Linked DNA regions of Homo sapiens: regions 1, 3 and 4 are each linked to region 2. Evidence: chromatin contacts called from ENCODE Hi-C or POLR2A ChIA-PET data. All regions are on one chromosome and are shown on one strand. The core of a region is the stretch at or near the end of the contact, and the rest is flanking DNA. Distances in the headings are between cores, read along the strand shown.

Region 1 (2,700 bases), core at 121-2,620, 290 kb before region 2:
CTCTAAGTTTATTTGAATCATGGGCCCACCATATTTTATACCTTTTTAGATAAGCATCAGTGGAGCTGAAACTCTAGGCTGGCTTCCTTCTGCTTTTGAATGAGAGTGGCTAAGGAGGAGACCAGGAGGTTTGATTTTTTTTTTGTTTTCCCCCGGTGATTTGTTTATTAAGCTTCTGTGGGTTGGTTTTTTTTTTTTTTCAGTTCCTTTAATTTCTTTGGAAGTTTGCTTTTATGTTTTCTGTTTTATTTGCAGAAATTACATCTTTAACCATTTAAAGAATAGCTTTAGTTATGGCCTTGCATTTTTGTTTTTCTTTATAAAGCTGATCTCTACAATATCTATGTCCTGCTGCTAAGTGGACTTTGGAGCTGATCTCCGGCTGGAGTGCAGTAGCGTGATCTCGGCTCACTGCAACCTCCGCCTCCCAAGTTCCAGTGATTCTCCTGCCTCAGCCTCCCAAGTAGCTGGGATTACAGGCACATGCCACAATGCCTGGCTAATTTTTGTATTTTTAGTAGAGACGGGATTTTACCATGTTGGCCAGGCTGGTCTCGAACTCCTGACCTCAGCTGATACACCCAGCTTGGTCTCCCAAAGTGCTGAGATTACAGGTATGAGCCACTGCACCTAGCCTGGCTCCCTTTAATATCATTGTGTATTATTTTCTGGTCATAAGATACTGCCTTCATAATCACAGTGGCATTGGCAGCCCTCATGAGAGCTTTGCAACTGAGACTTGTTGAAATTTCCACCTTGTCAATTTCTCTTAACTCCCCCTCACAAGCTCCTTCCTGCTCAATCTTAGGCTGTCCGGGATGCCCACTCATCAGCCTTCATTGCATAAATGACTTACTGCCTCCAAAATATTTCTTAGCTTAATTTTTTTGTTTTCCAAAATCTTTCAGTGTATTTGATCAAATAAAGAATCACATTCCTCTCCAGACTGATGCCCTGAGGATATCTCCTGTATGAGGAGCAAGTACCCAGACCATCACCGAAGCTCCAGTGCAGGGAGCGAGTATGAAATCCCTTACTATACACTTAGAGGAAAAGTGGGCTTCCTAAAACCATAAAGTCAATGCTTTCAGGAAAGGAAGTCTGTGTCGTTAAGCATAAACATGGTCAATATGCCAGCATTCTGGAAGATTAATGAGTAAAACAGTCCCATTCCTGTCAGACTAGGGGATCAAAGAAGTTACATTTTTGAAAGAAAAGTCTCAGGGGCCTTGGCATGCTCACCTCAGGCAGTGCTCTGATCCACTCCCTTCAGCCTCACTCCGGGCCCCACAATCTGATGACTCCAGCTCACCAATGTGATGACCATCTGTCAATAAGATGCAGCTTCTAGCAGTCATTAAGAAAAAAGCGGTGAGCTACTAGAATTGCCCAAAAGCAAGTTCTGGATTGCCACTTCCTATTGAAAAGTAACGCCTATTTGCCCAAATGCAAATGGTTAACCATGTATATCCTGTAGGGTATTGAGTAATCGTAGGATCCCTGGAATCAAAGTCCAACCAATGGTAAAGTGATAAGAAAAAGAGAGGCATTGAACTCCCCAGAGGAAGACAGCCTTTGCATGGTTTTCAATTTGCAGCAATGAGTTTGTACCCAAACTTTCATACTCCTTTACCTGGTTATCTCCTGGGAGCAAGGAGTCTCTGCAAGCCGACTGGGAAGATTTGGGAACGTTTGCAAGAGGCCGTGTGAGTTAAAGACATGGGCCGGGAGCACTTTTGTGTGGAGTCAGTCAGTCCTGGCCCCACCCCGAAAGCTGTGCAGCCACAGAAGGGCCACTGAGCCCCAGCAAGCCTCGGTTTCCTCTTTCAGAAGAAAGACCATGACAGCTCTAACCTCAGAGGGTTCCGAGAAATAGCCATGCCCGTCCACGGAAGCCGAGGAGCAGCGCCTGAAGGAGAGGTGGTTCTCCATGCATCTCAGCTATTATTACAAGATACTTTGAGAGCAACAGAGGAGCTCCTCAATCAAAAGCGGGCACCTAATCTTCATGTGGCACAGAGACAGAATCTCTGGGTGACGATGCGGGTCACTGCCCTGTCTTTAGACATATCAAGGAAAGCAGCTGACGACAAGTCACTCAGAAATTTATTTGTAGATGCAAGTGCTTAAAAAATAGAAAAGAACCCTAGAATCACAAGGCTGTTCGCACCTGGGTTGCTGTGAACCACGTCTCAGGAAATAACAAAAGTTTTACAGACAATAGGTTCGTGATCAATTCTCAGCCAGCCTGATGGACTCACACTTTCTCCACTTCCCAGTGCACTGTGCCTCCCCACCCCCAGGCTGCCCACGAGGCTCCACTGCCCGCTGCCCAGCTCTGCTCTATCTTGACCACACCTCACCTGGGTCGCTCCTTCCTGCAGAGCCCTGAGCTCCACGTCCTCACGCCTGAGTGAGCCTGAGAAGCTGGAGCGCACCCCTTATCATCTCTCTGGGGAACCAGCTAGACACAGCAGGACCTGTGTCCTGCTCAACCCCACTGGCCATTTTCCCGGGTTTGTCCAGGGTCCCCTCCAAAGACTCTGCTGGCCCCAGTGGCTCCCCCTTACTGGATAAAAGAAGGGCCTTTTCTGTTTGAAGTGCTTGCAGACCTATGGTCACGGGGTCCTCTTGCTGCCATCATTCCTCTCCCTGCCTTACAACAATCCTTCCAAACAAAGCCTCTCCTGACTAAGTCCT
Region 2 (2,700 bases), core at 119-2,618:
ACATGTATGTATATATGTATCTATCATCCATATATCTGTGTATCTATTATCTACGTATGTATCTATGTAGCTATCTATCCATCCATCTATTATCTATCATCTGTCTATCTATCCATCCATCATCTATCTATCCATCTATCATCTGTCTATCATCTATGTATATATGTATCTATATATCTATTACCTATGTATGTGTCTACTATCTATCATCTATCTATCTATCATCTATCTATGTATCTATCATCTATCTAGTATGTAATTCTGTTATTGTGTGTATGTATGTAGATGTGGTAAAATACAATTTGTTTAAAAATATTTCCTGTTATAGTTTTTATTCTCAGTTTTGGAATTTCTCTCTGTGGTCTTTTGCTACCGAGCCCAGGCCCAGGGAAGGTGAGGGCAAATGCGGCATGGAAATAGAACAGCACCTGTTCCCTAAGGGAGCGTCTCTCAGTGGGGGCCAAGCCTTCCTCTGTGGGAAGAAGGAGCCTGTGAAGAGGTGCGGACAAGGCAAGAGTGTCTTGGTCCTCACTGCCCTTACAGCTGAAGCTTTCTGTCTGGCAGGGGCAGGGGGGAAGGTGTCATGCTGGTGTAGAAATACACAGAGTGGTTGAAGGAAGGGCAAATTCAAGTTGAAGTAGAGAAGCTCCATAGTCATCATGGCCACGGACCCACTGTGGACCTGAGCAGAAGAGAGATGGCAGGGAGGGTAAGGATCTGAGAAGGGATCCCTGGTGAGGCCTCCGGTCCTGGATGCGTGGAGCAGCCTCTGAGGAACCTGCCTCTGAGCAAGTTTAGTGAGGTGCGCAGGACCAACACCTGCGGAGAGTGGAGGAGGAGGTGGGGGCAGGGAGCAGCTGCATTGTCAGTGTGGATGGCCCAGGAGGGAGGCGCCTCTTCCATCAGGGGTTCTCTCCGTGGATGGACCCAATACCCCCTGCCACTGGAGGGTCTGGGCTCCAGGCCCTCAGAGGTGTGGTTGGCCACATGCGTGGTGAGTCAGGGGTCCAGGGAGGCCTTCGTTGCAGAAGAAACTCCCCAACCACAGCGTGTGACCCAGCCCAAGGGAGAGCCTGGGTCTGGCCAGAGTGCCTAATGGTCAGGGCTCTAGCTTGATAGGGGGGAGCTGGGAAAGAGGAAACAATAATGTCCCAAATCTCAAAGAAAAGGCCTTAAAAATCAACACAGTGCCAGGACGGAAGGCTGTGGCTCTGGGATCCCACACAGCCATGGAGATGACAGCTAAGGCAGTAACACAGGTTTCAGCCCCCGCTTTCAGATCTGGGTCTGAGAGGACTGACGCTTGGTGTGATGAGAAATGTCAGAACCCACAGCAGAAAGCTGTGGGCTCACACGCTAAGGCAGATTTAGAGGGCAGGCCTTACTTCCCTTGCCTCGTAGGAAATTGTCCATGAACTCTGCATGTGTCATTTCTTGTGCATGTATTGGGAGAGATGTTTTATACTTTGTATCAGCGATGAGCTTTTTTTAAAAAGAAATTATAAAAATATAAAATGTACCATCTTAACGGTTTCTAAGTATGTCAGAGGTATTCAGGGCTTTCACATCATTGTACAACCATCACCACCATCCACCTCCAGAATACTTCTCATTTTGCAACACTGAAACTCTCTGCCTGTTAAAAACTAACCAACTCTCTGTTCTCCACTTCCCTCAGCCACTTCCCCAATGAGACAGCAACTGTTCTACTTTCTGTCTCTATAATTTTGACACTCTAGGCACCTCATGTAAGCAGAATCACACAGCATTTGTCTTTTTGCAACTGGTATATTCACTTAGCGTAATGTCCTCAAGGTTATGGGCTCCATGTTGTAGCATGTGTGAAAATTCCTTTTCTTTTCTTTCTTTCTTTCTTTCTTTCTTTTTTTTTTTTTTTTGAAATGGAGTTTTGCTTTTGTTGCCCAGGCTGGAGTGCAATGGTGCGATCTCGGCTCATGCAATCTCCGCCTCCCAGGTTCAAGCGATTCTCCTCCCTTGACCTCTGGAGTAGCTGGGATTACAGGCGCCCACCACTACGCCCAGATAGTTTTTGTATTAAAAATTAAAAATACTAAAAGTAGAGATGAGGTTTCACCATGTTAGCCAGGCTAGTCTTGAACTCTGGACCTCAGGTGATCCACCTGCTTCTGCCTCCCAAAGTTCTGGGATTACAGGCATGAGCCACTGCACCCAGACAAATTCCTTTTCTTCTTAAGGCTGAACGGTGTTCCATTGTAGGTATATACACATCACATTTTGTTCTTCCACTCGTCTGCTGATGGACCATTGGGTTGCTTCCATCTTCAGAGTACTGTGAGTCAAGCTGCTGTGAACATGGGTAGACAAATACCTGTTTAAGTCTCTGCTTTTCAATCTAGCAGGGGAATTGATGGACCATATAATAATTTTTTTTTTTTTTTTTTTTTTTTTTTTTGAGACAGAGTCTCGCTCTGTTGCCCAGGCTGGAGTGCAGTGGCGCGATCTTGGCTCACTGCAAGCTCCGCCTCCAGGTTCACGCCATTCTCCTTCCTTAGCCTCTGGAGTAGCTGGGACTACGGGCGCCCGCCACCATACCCGGCTAATTTTTTGTATATTTAGTAGAGACGGGGTTTCTCTGTGTTAGCCAGGATGGTCTCCATCTCCTGACTTCCTGATCCACCCGCCTCAGCCTCCTAAAGTGCTGGGATTACAGGCGTGAGC
Region 3 (2,700 bases), core at 189-2,688, 340 kb after region 2:
TCAAGGGACCTTGAATTGCAGCAGACACTGAGAGCTGCAAGTCAGGACCTTTGCAGTGATTCTCATTGTTTGAATTTTAAGGGAGGACATGTTCTTTACTTTTGCTAAAGCTGGAATAATCCCTGACAGCAAGTCACGGGTGTGGCCTCAGGGCATTCCACTTGGGAGGGATGGAGAATTTCTGGAGGGAGCACTAGGCTCTGCGCGTGGGGTTCTCAGTGTGCTCTGAGGACTCCGGTGGTCCTGAGACCCTCCCGGGGTTTGCAGGTCCTCCTCTCGCAGGTTTTCTTCATAGCATCGCAACAGACCGAGCACAGGGTCCAGCTGTCTCCTATGAGCCAGGAAGAGACGCACCCAAGTGCAGAACAATGCCACTAAAGACTTTTTTATATGTATGTTTGAGAAAACATAGATAATTTCCATTAACAATGTTATTTGTGTTAATGGGAGTGTTATTGTTTTTTAATGATTTTATTATTAAATAATGTTTATTAATAAAAATTTATTAAAGTGAATTAGGAAATGGAAATTATACAAATTTCTCACTTTACTTTCTACTGTGGTAAATATCACAGCTGTAACCCACATAAACATAAGCTCTTTGGTGTCCTCAGTAACTTTTAAAGCATAAAAGGGTCCTAAGACCCACGTGGTAGAGCACGGGCTGCTCTGGGTGACTGCGATTGAGGTCTCTGAATGCTGACTGGGGCCCTCTTTATAGCTTGTCCTTGTTCTCCTAAAATAGATCCTAAAATAGGATCTTGTTTTTCAGAGCCAAGCTGGGGATGCCGCAGTTCCTCAGTGGGGAGGCACAGAGTTTGCTGCGAGCTCTCTTCAAACGGAACCCCTGCAACCGGCTGGGTAAGATTCCCCGGGACACCCCACCACGGGAACGTGCAGGGCGCTGCCCCGCAAGCTACAGTGGAGATGTGGAGGGCCACCCTCCTGCTCCGGCCCAATGCCAACCAAGGTCACTGAAAACAGACCTCACCTAGAGGTTGAAATAGTACCAGTGCCATCTGAGCTCCAGGAAAAAAGGCCCCTTCACAGCTTCTAAAACACATAGTTGCTGCCAAAATACCATAAGCTGTTTTCTAAAAGCCACTGGTTTTACCCAAAATGGTAGTATCCTTCAACCAATCTGACTTCCCTGAGTTTTGAAAGTCTCTAAGCTAAGGACAGAACCGTTGAAAAGCTGCTTCTAATTTAATTCTCCCTAAATTGAGAAACCTCCACATCTATTAAAATCAGGATCTACTTTAACTACTGATTGATTTTCTTTTCGTGTATGTGACAGCGTATTGAGGATTACTCCGTGGGCTGGGCCGGTCTTAGCGAGTTGGCGCGGCCGTGTTGTCTCAGAGTCAGACAGCAGCAGGAGCAGGGTGTTTCCGGTTCAGACAGCAGCAGGAGCAGGGTGTTTCCGGTTTAGACAGCAACTGGAGCAGGGTGTTTTCGGTTCAGACAGCAGCAAGAGCAGGGTGTTTCCGGTTTAGACAGCAACTAGAGCAGGGTGTTTACGGTTTAGACAGCAACTGGAGCAGGGTGTTTCAGGTTATTTTAACAAGAAAACGAAAGGAACACATTAAATTCTGTTTTTTTTTAAACTCTAACCTCATAGATAGAAGACATACCAGAGGGGAAGGCAAAAGTTAAATCAGGAAATACTTCATTTCGGAAAAAATACTAGATTTTCCTCTCTGCATGCCTTAACCCCAAAGAAAGAAGGACCCATTTAACTTCTTCCCCACATCAGCTTCCATTGCAGGGAACTTTTGCATTCATTTGCAATCCTTCAGTGATTGAAAGTGAAGCTAATCAAAAGTACCTTCCTACTCCACAGTCATATTTCACAATGTGAGATAATTGAAGTATAACTGTGATCTTAGAAAAAAGGAGTTAAGGTGATTTTTAAAAATCAACATTGATGTATTTAAAGTACTGAGTACTAATCCCCATGAGATTCATCTTGTAATGAATTGTCATAGTTGTATTCACCTAATTAAACACATTTACATCCAACTTCTAATCCAGATTTTTATCACGTAAACCACTCTTCCTTCCTGCAGATTCATCTTCATAGTAATTCTTTACTTCATATAAAGATGTCCCATAGTTGTATTTCCGAGGCAGTTCTCCTCTGTGTAAGCAGATATTTTATTCCACTCTACAGACCTCTCGGTGATAACCCACTGTCAGCGCCTTTGTCCACTCAGCCTGTTTTCATTCTTCCACACAACACAGTAAAGCAATTCCTCCTTGTCACCGAGCACCTCTGCATGCCGAGCGTGGCTACCAGGAGAGCAGGTGACACAGTGAGCTCCCGTGGCACTGGTGACGTCAGAGCAGGTGACACGGTGAGCTCCCCGTGGCATGGGTGATGTCACAGGGTGTTCTGCCGTCACTGTCTGCCAGTCACTGCAGGCCAATCCAGAAAGCCCAGGGCACGTGGGTGTGTGTCAGGAGAGTAAATCCCTGCAACATTTCAGCACCTTGGTAAAACCATCAGAATGTTAAATGTATGCACCCTTTTGCCCAGAAGTGTTACTTCCAGAAATCTCTCCAACAGAAATAGCCATACCTGCGTAAAAGGGGTACAAATAAACGGTGTTTGCCGAAGGTCTTCCTGTTTAACAAAGACCTGAAGATGAAGTAAGCATCAATCAATAAGGAAATCATTGAATCAATTATGAAACGTCC
Region 4 (2,700 bases), core at 145-2,644, 330 kb before region 2:
GATAACGAATAGTTTTTTAAAGCCTATGCATCAGAGAGGCTTAATAAATACTCTAGTAAAAGCATCAAGCTCTCACAACACCCAGACATGGCGCTAAGTGCTTTACCTGTAATAGTACCTTGACTACTCAAAAGAACTCTTCAAGAAGGTGTTACCATCTTCACCTCTCAAGTGAAGAGCCTGGAGTTCAGAGAAGTTAATTTGCTTTCCCAAAACCACACTGCTAATAAATGGAGAAACAAAAAATTATAACTAAAGTTTACTTAACTCCAAAATTCAAACCAGGCTGAATGGACCCAAGATAAATTAGAGTCAACAGTGGGAGAGGACCAACTTAAATTAGAGTCAATATGGGTAAGACCTATGATGAAGTAGGGTCACCAGTTGGTAAGGATCAAGATGAAGTAGGATCAAGAATGGTTAGGACTGAGATAAATTAGGATCATCAGTGGGTAAGAACCAAGATGCAGTAAGGTCAAAAGTGGGAAAAGATCAAGATGAAGTAGGGTCAACGTTGAGTGAAGACCAGGATGAATTAGGGTCAATAGTGGGTAAGGACCAAGGTAAATTAGGGTCAACATTGGGTGAGAACCAAGTATAATAGGGTCATTGATGGGTAAGGACTGAGATGTATTAGGGTCATCAGAGGGTAATGATGACTGCACACGTTTATTCATCAAAGAAATGCTTGTTGATAATGCTGTGTGCCAGGCATTGTCTGTCACTAGCGACACATGGATATATGGAGTATGTCCCTGGCTGATGAACCTAACTTTCTAGTGGATTCTACGCATTTTTACAAGCCATTGATTTTTCCATGCTTCCAGGGCCCACTCCAGGCCCTGCTGGTCCAGATCCCAATCCAAGTGGTGTACTAGGTAGGAAAGACTCCAGCAGAGAAAATAAAATAAATTTGTATTTAACAAAACACAAGTACAAGTGAAACCATCAGCTATGGAATGAGCAGGTTGTCTCAAATCCCCTTTCAAGTTTAAGTGTGGGGACCACATCTGACCAGTGTGTAAAATCAAGCCCCATGCAGAAGGATCCCAGCAAGCGTCCTTTATGTATGAAAAGGAAGAAGAAAATTTCCCCATGAAACATATTCAAAGTAGAGAACAATCTTTTTGATTCCATTGTTATTTTAATTGTATACAGACATAGGAGTCTTTGCATAATTAGACTTTTCCTTCTTTCAGGACTGTGGATGCAAAGCCCTGGACCCCCAGACGTTATAGGACATTACTCCTCAGCTTTGCAGCCCGGTGATGTGAAGCGAAACACCATTTCCCCTTTTTTATGGCGGAAGAAAACAGAACACAACTGCAAAGGGGCTTTTCCCTCCCCTGCTCATCCTCTTTCCCCAAATGAATTTTGGTTTGCTGTGGACTCTATTCTGCTGAGGAACTGTTCTTGTTGGGCAAATGTAGATCTTGTCTACTCTGTGGCAGGAAAAGGCCTTTTCTTTCATTTTGTAAGAAAGAGCACAGAGTTCCTCCTGTACCTGCTCCAGCTGTGCCTGCAGCCCCTCACGGCCGGGTGATGCCATTCCCAAACTGCTCAGCCCCCAGCACTGTGGTGGCCACAGCTGTGGGTGTCTTGCTGGGGCTGGAGTGTGGGCTGGGTCTGCTGGGCAACGCGGTGGCGCTGTGGACCTTCCTGTTCCGGGTCAGGGTGTGGAAGCCGTACGCTGTCTACCTGCTCAACCTGGCCCTGGCTGACCTGCTGTTGGCTGCGTGCCTGCCTTTCCTGGCCGCCTTCTACCTGAGCCTCCAGGCTTGGCATCTGGGCCGTGTGGGCTGCTGGGCCCTGCACTTCCTGCTGGACCTCAGCCGCAGCGTGGGGATGGCCTTCCTGGCCGCCGTGGCTTTGGACCGGTACCTCCGTGTGGTCCACCCTCGGCTTAAGGTCAACCTGCTGTCTCCTCAGGCGGCCCTGGGGGTCTCGGGCCTCGTCTGGCTCCTGATGGTCGCCCTCACCTGCCCGGGCTTGCTCATCTCTGAGGCCGCCCAGAACTCCACCAGGTGCCACAGTTTCTACTCCAGGGCAGACGGCTCCTTCAGCATCATCTGGCAGGAAGCACTCTCCTGCCTTCAGTTTGTCCTCCCCTTTGGCCTCATCGTGTTCTGCAATGCAGGCATCATCAGGGCTCTCCAGAAAAGACTCCGGGAGCCTGAGAAACAGCCCAAGCTTCAGCGGGCCCAGGCACTGGTCACCTTGGTGGTGGTGCTGTTTGCTCTGTGCTTTCTGCCCTGCTTCCTGGCCAGAGTCCTGATGCACATCTTCCAGAATCTGGGGAGCTGCAGGGCCCTTTGTGCAGTGGCTCATACCTCGGATGTCACGGGCAGCCTCACCTACCTGCACAGTGTGCTCAACCCCGTGGTATACTGCTTCTCCAGCCCCACCTTCAGGAGCTCCTATCGGAGGGTCTTCCACACCCTCCGAGGCAAAGGGCAGGCAGCAGAGCCCCCAGATTTCAACCCCAGAGACTCCTATTCCTGACAACAGCCAGCGTCCTCAACGCCCGTGTTTATGGAACTACCTGCGACCTAAATAATAATTACTCCTACTTTGGGATTCTGGAAGAAGAAGAAGTCTTAAGACTGCAATACAAGGATCAGAGCATAAACATGGGCACAGTTGCTGCAGGTGTGGTCTTATACTTTGTTGACCAGGGTGGTCCTCTGTGATTTTACCTTG

What was found. Hi-C counts contacts between places; a loop is a spot of excess contacts on that map. ChIA-PET counts read pairs that join two places held with the same protein, here RNA polymerase II (POLR2A). Pooled maps may share reads with other maps.
Region 1: a loop to region 2 is called in a map with no recorded cell type, with 4 times the contacts of the local background. The contact joins the promoter of CCR6 here to the enhancer-like site in region 2. A Hi-C loop is called at or near these places in 9 of 37 single-sample maps with no recorded cell type and 5 of 50 pooled maps.
Region 3: a pooled map shows a loop between it and region 2 (12-fold over the local background). The contact joins two enhancer-like sites. A Hi-C loop is called at or near these places in 6 of 37 single-sample maps with no recorded cell type and 8 of 50 pooled maps. POLR2A ChIA-PET finds 5 or more read pairs at or near these places in 1 of 52 experiments (A673).
Region 4: a loop to region 2 is called in a map with no recorded cell type, with 2.9 times the contacts of the local background. The contact joins the promoter of GPR31 here to the enhancer-like site in region 2. A Hi-C loop is called at or near these places in 11 of 37 single-sample maps with no recorded cell type and 5 of 50 pooled maps. POLR2A ChIA-PET finds 5 or more read pairs at or near these places in 1 of 52 experiments (OCI-LY7).

Annotation. Positions count from the first base shown.
Region 1 is chr6:167,121,766-167,124,465 of GRCh38, reverse strand. CCR6 (C-C motif chemokine receptor 6) reads right to left here and starts at 1,370. Exons shown (of 3, transcript NM_031409.4): 1 at 1,243-1,370.
Region 2 is chr6:166,829,324-166,832,023 of GRCh38, reverse strand. It overlaps a transcript of RPS6KA2 not described here. Among named protein-coding and RNA genes, the nearest start is that of RPS6KA2-AS1, 73 kb to the left of the region's middle. Within about 2 kb of position 1,368, at least 2 of the 41 ENCODE cell types and tissues checked have a DNase peak (open chromatin) inside an H3K27ac peak, as active enhancers do.
Region 3 is chr6:166,486,994-166,489,693 of GRCh38, reverse strand. RPS6KA2 (ribosomal protein S6 kinase A2) reads left to right here. Exons shown (of 21, transcript NM_021135.6): 10 at 773-861. Among named protein-coding and RNA genes, the nearest start is that of MIR1913, 21 kb to the left of the region's middle. RefSeq lists an enhancer at 1-32. Within about 2 kb of position 1,438, at least 19 of the 41 ENCODE cell types and tissues checked have a DNase peak (open chromatin) inside an H3K27ac peak, as active enhancers do.
Region 4 is chr6:167,156,674-167,159,373 of GRCh38, reverse strand. GPR31 (G protein-coupled receptor 31) reads left to right here and starts at 1,394. Exons shown (of 1, transcript NM_005299.3): 1 at 1,394-2,700. The coding sequence starts at 1,543. The coding sequence ends at 2,502.